Linked DNA regions of Homo sapiens: region 1 is linked to region 2. The links are chromatin contacts, found by Hi-C or POLR2A ChIA-PET in ENCODE. All regions are on one chromosome and are shown on one strand. Each heading gives the region's core, a stretch centred on a gene start or an enhancer-like site at or near the end of the contact. The rest is flanking DNA. Distances are from core to core; before and after follow the strand shown.

The links. A loop is a pair of places that touch in the nucleus more often than their neighbours do. ChIA-PET counts read pairs that join two places held with the same protein, here RNA polymerase II (POLR2A). Pooled maps may share reads with other maps.
Region 1: a map with no recorded cell type shows a loop between it and region 2 (11-fold over the local background). The contact joins the enhancer-like site here to the promoter of VPS13D in region 2. A Hi-C loop is called at or near these places in 2 of 37 single-sample maps with no recorded cell type and 8 of 50 pooled maps. POLR2A ChIA-PET finds 5 or more read pairs at or near these places in 1 of 52 experiments (GM12878).

Annotation. Positions count from the first base shown.
Region 1 is chr1:12,446,280-12,452,979 of GRCh38, reverse strand. All of the region lies in intron 65 of VPS13D (vacuolar protein sorting 13 homolog D), which reads right to left. Among named protein-coding and RNA genes, the nearest start is that of SNORA59A, 58 kb to the left of the region's middle. Within about 2 kb of position 4,044, at least 17 of the 41 ENCODE cell types and tissues checked have a DNase peak (open chromatin) inside an H3K27ac peak, as active enhancers do.
Region 2 is chr1:12,225,261-12,231,916 of GRCh38, reverse strand. It overlaps VPS13D (vacuolar protein sorting 13 homolog D), which reads right to left and starts at 1,887. Exons shown (of 70, transcript NM_015378.4): 1 at 1,797-1,887. RefSeq lists silencers at 1,828-1,996, 1,533-2,062 and an enhancer at 1,208-2,138.

The sequences.
Region 1 (6,700 bases), core at 2,795-5,294, 220 kb before region 2:
ACACCTATCTCAACTTACTGTAGGACTTCTGTCTGAATTCCTGTTTCTCTGTCCATAAAAAATTGCTTATGCAAGCCAACTGGACTTGTCCTTTGCCACTTGTTAACAGTCAACCATTACAAAAGTCTTCACCCCTAGAAATACAGCTTTGAGAACCCAGAAAACTTGAGTAGATGTTGAAATCTATGATCCAACCAAACCTGTATTGATGAGTAGTTAATCAGATTTTACTGGGAAAGACGTTTTACAGAAACTAAACCAAAGCCAGCCAAATGATGGATACAGTGGTAAAGGCAGGGCCCTGGGCCAGTTCACTGCACTCTGAGGATTGAATCCAGGCTACCATAAAGCATGTGGCCTCCTTTTACTATGGAGGCATTTAGTTAGGCATCCTTAATTCTACCCCATTCCCCACCTCAGTGGGAAGGTAAGTCCTGCCCAGCCATTATTTCTCCCTCAAAGACAGCAGAAAACAAGTGGGCTGTGGAGGGAGGGAATTCCAGTGGTGCTCATCATGGGTGCCCTCTGGCCTTGCTCTTCTCTGAAGCTTGGAAGCACTATTTTACCCAGGTCCTTGACTTTGAAGATGGTCATCAAAACAGGGCAGAGATACCCAAAAGAGCTACACCATCATGTAGGGAGTGACTGGCCCAGGCCATCCTTCATGATCCCATCCTCCCACTGTCTTGTGACAAGTAAAGCCTGGAGATAGAGGTCCAGATTATTCAGACGAAGGAAAAATGAGTCCCGATATGAGCAAGTACAAATCCACTACACACCCAGTCAACCAAGCAATCCAACATGTGCAGAAGCCCTACTTGTACGGCAGGCTAGAGACAGAGAATCAGAAATCAGAAGTGGTTTCTGTCTCTTGCCTTCAAGACCTCAGTAGGGAAGTATGGATGTGGCATAATAGAAAGATAATCACACCTGAGTTTGAATTTTGACTGTGACACCCAACAGCTATGAGATCACAGACAAGTAACCTTTGCGGGCCTCTGTTTTCCTCCTTTTCAAAATGGGGATACAAATATTCCCTACAAAGATGCTGTAAGGATTAGGTAATACATGTAAAGCACATAGCACAGAGCCTGATACATATGAGACATTCAATAAAAATAGTATTATGTTATCTAAACTTTGACTTCTTTATATGCAAAATGGGAATAATCAGATTCTGCAGGACTGTCTTGAGGATTCAGGGATAGTGTGCACGTAAAGCATCTGGCATGGCATATCCCCCCAGCAAAGCGGAAGCTATCTGCAGCAGGGCATAACAGCACCAGGGTGTGCTAGGCTTCTAAACTGGGAAAGCGACTAGCAACTGGAAGGTAATCTGCAGACAATTTGTAACTCTTTGGTTATAATACCTTAACACCAGAAGGAGCATTTGCAGAGACTTAAGTCTGCCTACCTCATTTTGTAGCAATCTCAAGTCCACAAAATACTTAAGGCTTCAAGTGCATGTTGTTCTAGCTAAAATGAAAGGTTCCAAGGAACAAAATGTCCTTCAGAAAATCTAGTGTTACACTCACAAAGACAATGATTTTCCCCTTCCTTTCACTTCAACACATGCCATACTTGTGAATTCTGGCCACAGTCCAAAGTCATTAACTTCTATAAAGCAATATTTTCAGCAAGGGGGTAAAAATCTCAGAAGTACTTCAAGATGCCAGTTCTACTGAATAGCTAACACACACTCTGTCAACACCCTCCTTCCCAAAATAATCTCATTGTCTACACAAATGGAGACACTGCAAATTAGCCTGGGTTTGGGGCCTGGCTCCGAAGGGTTGATTTTCTAAAACTGAAATTCAAGTAGACACTGGAATGGGGCAAGGGAAAAAATTCACACTGTGTTCCTCTGTTCTGTCTGATCAGTTTACCTGACCCTTTTATGATCTTCAGCAAGCATGGGGTGCCAAAGGCATTTGGCCAGTGTAACAGGAGCTGGGGCTTGAATTTCTCTCCCTTCTCTTGGGTTCTTCTTTCACAGTTATTTACCTAATGGAAATTTCCTCTTTAATATCTTTGCCTCACTGAGTAATTGCTGGTGGCAGTATCTTCCTTGTCACCAGGGAAGATGGTAACCAAATACAACAGGAAAAGAGAGAAGTGGCAGGACTCCGTAGTGTGATGGAGAAGTTTTATATTCTTCCAAGTACAGATGCTCCTTGACTTATGATGGGATTACGTCCGGGTAAGCCCATTTTTAAGTTGAAAAGGCTTTAAGTAAAAATGAATTTCATACACCTAACATATCTAAACATGCCCGGAACACTTACATTAGCTGACAGCTGGGCGAAGTCATCTGGCAGCAGGGCCCACTGTAGAGTATTTGTTCCCTCTTCATGATCACGTGGCTAACTAGGAGCTGCGGCTGCCCTAGTGCCCAGCACTGCGACAGAATCGGATCACATGTCACCAGCCCAGGAAGATCAAAACTCAAAATCTGAAGTACAGTTTCTACTGAATGCATATAGCTTTTACGTCATCGTCAAGTCAAAAAATTGTAAGTTAAACCACCACAAGTCAGAGACTATACAAGGTTGTACAGCTGCAAACCTCAGCTACCAGCACAGCTCTAATTCTAATCAGCATTGTCTGCAATAAGCTATGTCTGAACTCATAAATTTGGAAAACCCAACTATCTATTGTGCCTCTAAGTAAGGCTGCCATGAACTTTGTGGGAGTTGCCACGATGTAGTCAAACAAGCAGGAGCAAAGGAATCAAATCTTACCCTGACAGTTACCAAACACGCATGCTGGTGGAAGAGGCTTAATTTCTCTGAACCTCAGTTTATCCATCTGCTAAAATCACATACTTTCTACTGTAAGGGATTGCTCTTTTTTTTTGCTGGCTGAGTCTCAGTCTGTTACCCAGGCTGGAGTGCAGTGGTGCGATCACAGCTCACTGCAACCTCCACCTCCTGGGTTCAAGCGGTTCTCATGCCTCAGCCTCCCGTAGCAGGGATTACAGTTGTGTGCCACCACGCCTGGCTAATTTTTGTATTTTTAGTAGAGACAGGGTCTCACCGTGTTGGCCAGGTTGGTCTTGAACTCCTGGCTTCATGTGATCTGCCTACCTCGGCCCCACGAGGTGCTAGGATTACAGGCATAAGCCACCGAGCCTGGCCTGCAAAGGACTGTTTTGAAGAGTTAAGAGAATAATTAATGCAAAATGTTTGGTGTAGCATTTGGCCAACACTTTTTACAAGTTTCTTAGAAGTAGTATGGGACTTTCAATTTCAGAGTCATTTTCAACTCTGCTGGTATACTACTAGGAAAACCATCTTTGAGTCATGTAAGACCTAAGTCACTTCAAAACGAAAGTCTTCACCACTGACTTCCGTTTCATACTGTCAAAATATCCACAGTTAAAAAGTATTCTGAGTGTGAGTTTTGCCTTGATGTTGAAGAACCCTTTTGTGATACTCATAAACAGAGAAGAGTTAAAGGAAAATGTGACCTGAAAAGCAGTGAATATCTATTGTTGATAAAAGGCAAACCAAACAGCTAGTCCTCACTCAGCCAAATCACGAAAGGGTGGGGAGGCTGGGAAGAGGCATTTAAAAAAAAAAAAAAGGCACGGAACAAGTTGAGGTTTGGCAAGAAGGAAGCATTTCTGGATTCCAGATTTCTATCCACTAGAAGAGGAGTGCTTTTGTCTGTTTTCAGTTCTACTTGGTTATGGATTATGTATAGCCCTTAAGGCAAAGAGAAAAAAAGGGGAGGAATCCAGAAAGGGGACCCTGAATAAAAACAATACAGGCATTTTAAAGTTGGGACTGACATCCTAATTCCAGTAATATGCCTAAGCCAATGACCTTGCTTTTTTTTTTTTCCTGGTCTCTGGAGATCTAAAAGCCCTCCTACCCTAAGATGCACACCATGTTGCTATTTCACGGATAAACACTTATCAGGCAACAGACACTCCTTTTTCAGTTAAGAAACAAAGTTATCTAAAGCCACCCAGAATTATCTCAGCACCCAAGGTTGAAACACATGCAAGGAAGTCAGGCCTCAGGACTGTCCTGCTGTCTTAACTAACCCAAGACACACGCCTGCTGAACTGGCAAGTTTCTCTTGCTATTCTGCAACTCTGACCCAGTTGTGAACTCAGATGCTGTTTCAGATTAATCTGGAAGCTCAGAGTGGTTTGAAGCATTCCCATAATAGGATTTTGCTTTTTCCTTAAAAAGGATTGGTGGAGTATGCTATAAAGTAAAAACCGCAGAAATAAGCAGGATGTACACAGGTAGAATCAAGACAACTGATCTTCAACATAGAGAAGTCGGGGCTTAGTCAAATCCTATTTTCCCTATAGTTTTTCTACATTGATTATAAAGAATTATGAAGGAAGGATGAATCCTGAAGCCCAGCTGTGGATGGAATTGTGTCCTGCCTTTCAGCTCTTCATCAGCTAGGACCCAGTGTAGGACTTTTTGGCAGAAGGGGGGTATGCTTATGTTGAAAATGCCAGACCCCTACTTGTCTGTTGCTGAAACCCCATGAAGCATGCAGAGGGAAGCCTGAAGACAGGTTTCCATACAGTTAGCACTGGCCATGGGGAATATGCCTTCCCACCCCATGAGAGCTCCTGTTTTGCCATTCTAACAAGGTTTTTGCATAAATAGCTTGTGCCTCAGTACTGAACCAGGAGATAGATTATAATGCAGGAAAAAAAATTCCCTCTATGGCGGTCACACCATAAAGCCTGATTTGGCAGATAACTTATTTCAACTCCAAGAAAACACACAGGCTCTCAAAAGCAGAGTCCTGATGCCAACTCTTGTCATTAGTATCAGCTGGGTGAACATGAGCAAAAGACACACTCTCTTTAGAATCAGTGTCTTCATCTACAAAACAGGGAGAACACCACCCATGGAGTTACCCACGGCGACCTTGGTTACGAAAGCACTTGGAAAAAAACACAAATCAAAGGGTTATTACTGGAAATCCTATCCTTTCTTCCAATGAGTGCTCTCCGGTTCCCTCCTCTTTCTCCCCCACTGAATCTTGCATGTCTCATCCTAAACTATGGAAATCACCTCATGCCCATTCTGGAACAAAGGAAAGCATAAATATGTCAATTAAAATCGCAAAATACAGAACTTTAGAAATGAAACCGAACATTCCTCAACAGAAAAGAAGCTCAAGATGATCTCCTTCCTAGTCACAAGACCTCCATTCTTACAAAGTACTTTGTATTTATTTCAAATGAATAAATATATTCACTTTAATGCCAAAGGCTTAGAAGAAAGGAGGCTGATGACATCAGAGAGAATAATCATAGATGCTGGGCACCAGTATAAGCTGAGCTTCTTGTGGCAAAAGTAAAATAGGTTTCAAGGGTTTGGAATAAGTTTTTTGAGGTTTTTAGAAAGAAATCCGTTCCCAACTATTTCTTTAAATAAATTAAGTTTTAGATGAGTGTGTGGCAGAGTAGGTAAGGGCAAACTTCCAAGTACTGAAGACCACAGTGGAACTTCTGGAATCATAAGCATCAGCCAACAACGTTCGTCATGTGCCAGCCACTGTCTTTGGGGCCTCTCATCAATGAAATATTTAACTAGCTTAATCCTCACAACAATCCTGTGAGGTAGTATTATTATGCTCATTTTACAGATAAAGCTGGAAAGACCATGAGCATTTCCAGCAAAAGTCTGCTAAGTATCTATGTGTGATACTGGGTAACCTAGAGAGGTAACCCAACCATGACTTTTGCTATTGTCTTCGTAGAAAAATTCCTTCCTAAATGCCAGTGAAAATTATACAGAGATATCAGGCATATCTCTTTTCTCTCCCAAGTAGCAGAACTGACAAAGGAAGGCAGCTGACAAAAGTATATTAAAAAATTTCTGAAAAATTACATGCAAATATCTGGACAAGGAAGAGGAGTCAGGCTCCAGTGTTCTTTCTTGATCCATATCCGTAACTCAGACACCTGGCCCACTTCCATCACCCAGACCTTTCCGGAGGCCACGTGGCCTAGAATCTACTTCTTTTCCCAAAGCTACTACTCTGACAATCTGAAACAGGTCCCAAAGAAATAGGAGGCTTGGTACATGTCCGTTATGTGGATCACATCACACCACACCAGCTTACATTACTAGTATGTACCATTTATACTAGGAAGAAAGATGGAGGCCAGACTGGGGTGGAGATTGGGACCAGTGATTTCAAGAGGTGCTGCCTATGGAGGAGAGGTCTCCTCTTCCACCCCAGCTTCTTATAGGAGAATGATTTCCTGAAGGACGTAGAACACCAAAGCTAAAACATTTGCTAAGTTAGAGCTGGTCTGGTCAAGCAAACTAACTCCAAAAGAAGCTACTGCTCTGGAAAGGCCTGTTTCATGTACCAGTAATGGACATATATGGAGATACAAATATAGGGGGATATGGAAAGAAAGAGGACTATGGAGAGAAAGAGGACTATAGAGAGAAAGCAGGCAAAACCAACCATGCTCCTAGGGTAAAAAAAGAAGATTTTGAAAGTTCATTTGGTTCAATCTTCATTCCTCTTGATCTTTGCCATTGTTCTTTTTTTTTTTTTTCTTTTTTGAGAGGGAGTCTTGATCTGTCACCCAGGCTGGAGTGCAGTGGCATGATCTTGGCTCACTGCAACCTCAGCCTCCTAGGGTCAAGCAATTCTCCTGCCTCAGCCTCCTGAGTGACTGGGATTACAGGCACGCGACACC
Region 2 (6,656 bases), core at 638-3,137:
TCCTGGGTTCAAGCGATTCTCCTACCTCTGCCTCCTGAGTAGCTGGGATTACAGGCACCTGCCACCATCCCCGGCTAAGTTTTGTATTTTTGGTAGAGACAGGGTTTCATCATGTTGGCCAGGCTGGTCTGAAATCCTGACCTTAAGCGATCTGCCCACTTTGGCCTCCCAAAGTGCTGGGATTACAGGCGTGAGCCACCGTGCCCGGCCACTATTATAACTTGAAAGGAGTAAATTTGTGAAAACCAAATGTGAAACTGACTAATCTTACTATGGGGACTCCAAACAAATTTGAGCAAGAAGCCAAGGTCAGAGTACTCTTTATTTTTGTAGTTATTGCCACTAATTTCGGCCCTAAATGCCAACTCTGAGTGCCAATTACCAATTATCTCCAAATCAAGGGAAACAACTGTCAGTTTGTAAACAAGTTCAGGCCCTACCCTACTTGCCCTAAACGGAAAAGAATGCAAAGCACAGATTTTAAAAGCATGAGTGATTAGCATTGTGAGGCAACCTGGTCAGTAACATTGAGGCCCAAACCAGAAAGCACCCATTATTTGCTCTGCTAAGCATCTAGACCGTGCTTGAGGCCACTTCAAGGATTCCCTGAAGGAATTCAGTGTCAGCAAGGGCCGCCAGACTGGCCAGAGTCCCAAAGTGTTTACACTCCGGTCCATCAGGACTTCTAGGCAGCTGCCTGGCACTGGCACTAACCCCCACCTGGGCTCCCCTACCCAGTGGGGCGGGTGACAGTAGGGATCAGTGCTGAGCCCACGGGCGGGCAGACAGCCGGGCATGACCTTGAGCCAGGCCCCTCCCCTGAGGAGCGGCCAGACCGGGAATAGGAAGGACTGGCAACCGGACCTGGGCGTCCCTCCCCGAGGCGGCCAGGGCTGAACGCTGCCGGCGCCAGGGAGCTCCAAAACCGGGGCGGGGACGGCTGTGCGACCGGTGGCCCCACAGGAACGGCACTGCCCGGAAGGCGACGCTCCCACAACCCTCCCGCCCCCAGCTCTCGGAACCCTCAGCCCCCTCCAGGGGACAGAGACCCCACCACCCAAGTAAAACCTGGAGGGAACGGCGCCGGGATCCCATACCTAGGAGGAGTGGCTGGGCCAGGGCGTGACCCTGGGGGGTAAAAGGTAAAGAGAGGTTTTAGGCCTGATGTCTGGCATCCCACACCTAGGAGGAGTGGCTGGGCCAGGGCGTGACCCTGGGGGGCAAAAGGTAAAGAGAGGTTTTAGGCCTGATGTCTCCACGCGAGAGTGTGACCTCGGGTGGCTGATTAAGGGAGGTGGCTAAGGCATTCTAGAGAACTGACACCCCACTCTTCGGCGTAATGTGGGGGGCTCGCACACTGGGGTCCTGCATTGAGACCAAGGCTCAGGCGGACAGGCGCGGACTGACACCCCCCAATTCCAGGGCGCCAGGCTGCTGGGACCCCGGAAAGTGTGCCGGGGTCCAGCGGGGGCTCGGGCTCCCCAGGACACGGACGTCGGGGTTCCCAGAGGTTCAGCCAGCCCCGAGCCTGTGCTTGGGGAGCTCGCGGGGACTCGGACGCAGGGGTCCCCGGAGGTGGCGGGCTTGGGGCCCGGGGGGAGCAGACGCCCAGGGTTACCCCGAGGGGCTCAGACCGAGGCCGGACGACGGGGCCCCCAGGCTCCTAGCATCGCTCTCCCCAGGGTGGGCCCGGGCCCCCATGTCCAGGCGGAGCCCTAGCGGCGGCCCGCGGGTCCGCGCCGGCCCTGCAGTTCCCGACCCTGGCCCCGCCCGGCACGGAGCCGCTCGGCCCCTACCTGTCGGTGTCCCGGGCCGCCCGCCCCAGCCCGGCGCTGCGCGGCGTTTCCTCCCCGCCGCTCCTCAATGGCGCAGGCCCGCGGCGCTCAGGCCGGCCCCGACCCGACCAATCGAGCGGCCGACGCGCCGGTGCCTGGCCAGCCGAGCGCCGAGTTATCGAGGAGGCGCCCCCTGGCGCCGGCGGCCGCTCCTGCAGTGGTGCGGGCCCCTCCAGGGTTCGCGGACACTGGGGCTTATTTTATAGGTGGGGAAATTGAGTCCCAGGGGAGGGCAGGGCCACAAATGACTCTGGTTCAGACAGCATGGGAACCCAGGATTCTTCCCACCTACAACCACCCTGCCTTCCATCCAAGCGAAAGGTGCGATTGGCCGTCCGTCTGGCCCACTCACCCACAGTCCGTTCCCCACTTCGCAGCCACAGGGGCCTGTTAATTCAGACCCTGCCCTTCCCTGCTTAAAACGGCGTCCCCACCGTACTTCAGTTAAAACCCACCTCCTTACAGAGCTGCCACCAAGGTCCCACTGGATCTGGTCCCTTCCCATTTCAGCCACTTTTTCCCCGGCCGACTCTGCCTCAGCATCCTTCAGTTTCTGCCCCAGGAACTGTACCTTTGCCGTTGTCTCTACCTAGGACCCTTCTCCTCAGACCAATAGAAACACAATGCCAGCCACATAGGCAATCCACATTTACTAGCTAGTACATTTTTTTTAAACGAAAAAGAAGAAAATGAACTTCATTTTAATATATTTAATCCAATATGTTCAAAATATGATCATCTCAACATGTCGCCAAAAGAAAAAATTACTAATACAATATGTTAACTTTTTTATAGTAAGTTTTTGAAATTCGGGTATATTTTACATTTACTGCGCATCTCAGTACAAACTAGCCAGAATTCCAGTGCTCAATACCCTCTTGTGGCCAATCCAGAGCTACAGAATAGCTCTGGATATTCGTATAGCTGACTCCCTCTGGCTTCAAATATTCCACTCAGAGAGGACTTGTGCCTATCTACGGTTCCATTATGAGCTGGGCACAGTGGCTCATGCCTGTAATCCCAGCACTTCAGGAGGCTGAGGCGGGCGGATCACTGAAGTCAGGAGTTTGAGACCAGCCTGGCCAACATAGTGAAACCCCATCTCTACTAAAACTACAAAAATTAGCCGGGCGTGGTAGTGCACACCTGTAGTCCCAGCTACTGGGGAAGCTGAGGCAGGAGAATCACTTGAACCCGGGAGGCGGAGGTTGCAGTCAGCCGAGATCACCCCTCTGCACTCCAGACAGAGTGAGACTCCCTCTCAAAAATGAAAATAAAAATAAAGTTCCATTATCCATTACCCTGTTGTATTTTATTCATGGAACCTAATACTCCCTGAGATTATCTTGTTTGTTTATACATATGTTGTTCTTTCCCCAGTACCTTGAAAACAGAGATTTTATCCCTTTCACAGTGTTTCTTCAACACCTAGACATTGCCTAGCACAGAAAAGACTCAATGAGTGTGTATGAATGAACAGCTGAACACTTCCTCCTTGCATTATCACAAGAAGGGCAAGAGGGAGACCTCAGGCTCATATAAATTAGAAGATGCAGGAAGCAGAACGGCAAGGTTACAATCATGTATTTACCATAATAATTACCAACCCTCATGATGCTAAGCTAATGAGGGTGCATGTTGGGCTGACTCACTCCTGAGCAAGACTGGGGTTCCTGTATGGTGGGATCAACCTCTCAGAATCTGGATGCTGGGTCTCCTCTGGGGCTGAGGTTTGGGAGTAAAACCTGGAACTCCACAGACAGAAGGAGGAAGGAAGGCAGTCCTTCAGAGGTGAAGGACCTCGAAGTCCAGATCACCTAGCACAGACAATTGGCTGTACCTGGGAAGCTTGTTAGAAATGCACATGGCCCAGGCCAGGCGCGGTGGCTCATGCCTGTAATCTCAGCACTTTGGGAGGCAGATGTGGGTGGATCACCTGAGGTCAGGAGTTCAGGACCAGCCTGACCAACTTGGCAAAACCCCATCTCTACTAAAAATACAAAAATTAGCCGGGCATGGTCACAGGTGCCTGTAATCCCAGCTACTCTCCTGGCTAAGGCAGGAGAATTGCTTGAACCCAGGAGGCAGAGGTTGCAGTGAGCCGAGATCTCGCCATTGCACTCCAGCCTCGGCAACAGAGCAAGACTCCATCTCAAAAAAAATCCAAAAAAATACTGCACATGGCCTGGCACCGTGGCTCACACCAGTAATCCTAGCACTTTGGGAGGCCAAGGCAGTGGGGGGGATTTTTTGAGGCCAGGAATTCAAGACCAGCCTGTGCAACATAAGGAGACCCCAATCTCTACAAAAAATTATAAATGAAAAAATTAGCTGGGCACGGTGGCACATGCCTGTACTCCCAACTACTGGGAGGAGGATTGCTTGAGCCCATGAGTTCAAGGTTACAGTGAGCAATGATCATGCCTGTGCACTCCAACCTGCGCAACAGAGACCCTGTCTCAAAAATGCAAATTCCTGGGCACCATTGATTCGACCAGTATTACTGAAAGTCTTCGTGCCCCCAGTTTCCTATAAATGTTTAAATATACATTTACCATACAGCAATCCCACTGCTAGATATTAGCCAAGAGAAATTAAAACATATGCCCACACCAAGACTTATACATGAACACTCATAGCAGCTTTATTCATAAAAGCCAGAAACAAAAAAAAACAATCAAAATGTCCATCAACAGGAGAGTGGACAAACAAATTGCAACATAGTCATACAATGGAGCACTACTCACCAACAAAAAGGTGAGTAGGGCTGACGCAGGCACGATCTGGAGGAACCTCAAAAGTATTAGCTATGTGGAAAAAGACCACATACCGTAGTGATTTCATTTCTGTGAAATTCCAGAAAAGACAAAACTGTCAGAGGAACTACAGGCTACAGATGCACTACCACACCCAGCTGATTTGGGGGGTTTTGTTTGTTTGTTTGTTTGTTTGTTTGAGACAATCTTACTCTGTCGCCCAGGCTGGAGTGCAGTGGCACAATCTCGGCTCACTGCAGCCTCTGCCTCCCAGGTTCAAGTGATTCTCATGCCTCAGCCTCCCGAGTAGCTGGGATTCCCGACGTGCACCACCACGCCCGGCTAATTTTTGTATTTTTAGTAGAGATGGGGTTTTGCCATGTTGTCCAGGCTGGTCTTGAACCCCTGAGCTCAAGCATTCCTCCCACCTTGGCCTCCCGAAGTGCTGGGATTACAGGCAGGAGACACTGCTCACAGCTTTTTTCAAAAATTTAATTGACAAATAATTGTATATATTTATGGGCTACAGTGCACTGTTTTGATATCTATTTACAATGTGGAATGATTAATTCACACTAATGAACAAATCCATCAGCTAACATACTTTTTTGGATGAAAACTTTTTTTTTTTTTTTGAGACGGAGTCTCGCTCTTTCGCCCAGGCTGGACTGCAGTGGCGCTGTCTTGGCTCACTGCAAGCTCCGCCTCCCGGGTTCACGCCATTCTCCTGCCTCAGCCTCCCGGGTAGCTGGGACTACAGGCGCCCGCTACCATGCCCGGCTAATTTTTTTTGTATTTTTAGTAGAGACGGGGTTTCACCGTGTTAGCCAGGATGGTCTCGATCTCCTGACCTCGTGATCCGCCCGCCTCAGCCTCCCAAAGTGCTGGGATTACAGGCGTGAGCCACCGCGCCCGGCCAGATGAAAGCATTTAAAACCTACTCTTTTAGCAATTCTGAAATATGCAATGTATTATTTCTTATAGTCACCATTCTGAGCAATAGATCACTATAGCTTCTTTCTCTTGTTTAACTGAAACTTCGTACTCTTTGTTTTGTTTCTTTTTTTTTTTTTTGAGACGGAGTCTCTCTCTGTCACCCAGTTGCCCAGGCTGGAGTGCAGTGGCGCGATCTCAGCTCACTGCAACCTCTGCCTCCCAGGTTCAAGTGATTATCCTGCCTCAGCCTCCCCAGTAGTTGAGATTACAGATATGTACCACCACGCCTGGCAAATTTTTGTACTTTTAGTAGAGACGGTGTTTCATCATGTTGGCCAGGCTGGTCTCAAACTCCTAGCCTCAAGTAATCCACCCACCTCGGCCTCCCAAAGTGCTGGGATGACAGGCGTGACCACCATACCTGGCCCAAACTTTATACTCTTTGGTCAACATCCCCAAGTTCCCAACCCAAGAGTTCCTGGGACCACCAGGATCTCCAGAGAGATAAGAGTGTCTTTTCGTAGGTTCCTGAGACGACTGGTGGCTGAAAGTCCCTAGACAGCTTCAGAATGGGGCTGGTTTCCAGAGGGAGCAACCATGTTATTAGAGAGAGGGTGGGCCTATCTCACGCAAAAACACACACTCTTTGACCGCCTCCGACCTGCGGGGAGGATTGGAGATTGAGTTCAATCACCAATGGCCAATTATTCAGTCAATCATGCCCACGTAAAAACCCTAAAGGTGGTCGGGCACAGTGGCTCACGCCTGTAATCCCAGCACTTTGGGAGGCCGAGACAGGTGCATCACAAGGTCAGGAGATCAAGACCATCCTGGCCAACATGGTGAAACCCTGTCTCTACTAAAAATACAAAAAATTTAGCCGAGCATGGTAGCGGGCGCCTGTAGTCCCAGCTACTTGGGAGGCTGAGGCAGGAGAATGGTGTGAACCTGGGAGGCAGAGCTTGCAGTGAGCTGAGATCAGGCCACTGCACTCCCGCCTGGGCAACAGAGAGACTCCATCTCAAAAAAAAACAAAAAAACCCTAAAGGTTCAGTGTTTCCAAGCCCCACCCCATCTCTAACACCTTGGCCTGTGCATTTTTCCACTAGTTGCATCCTTTATAATAAAT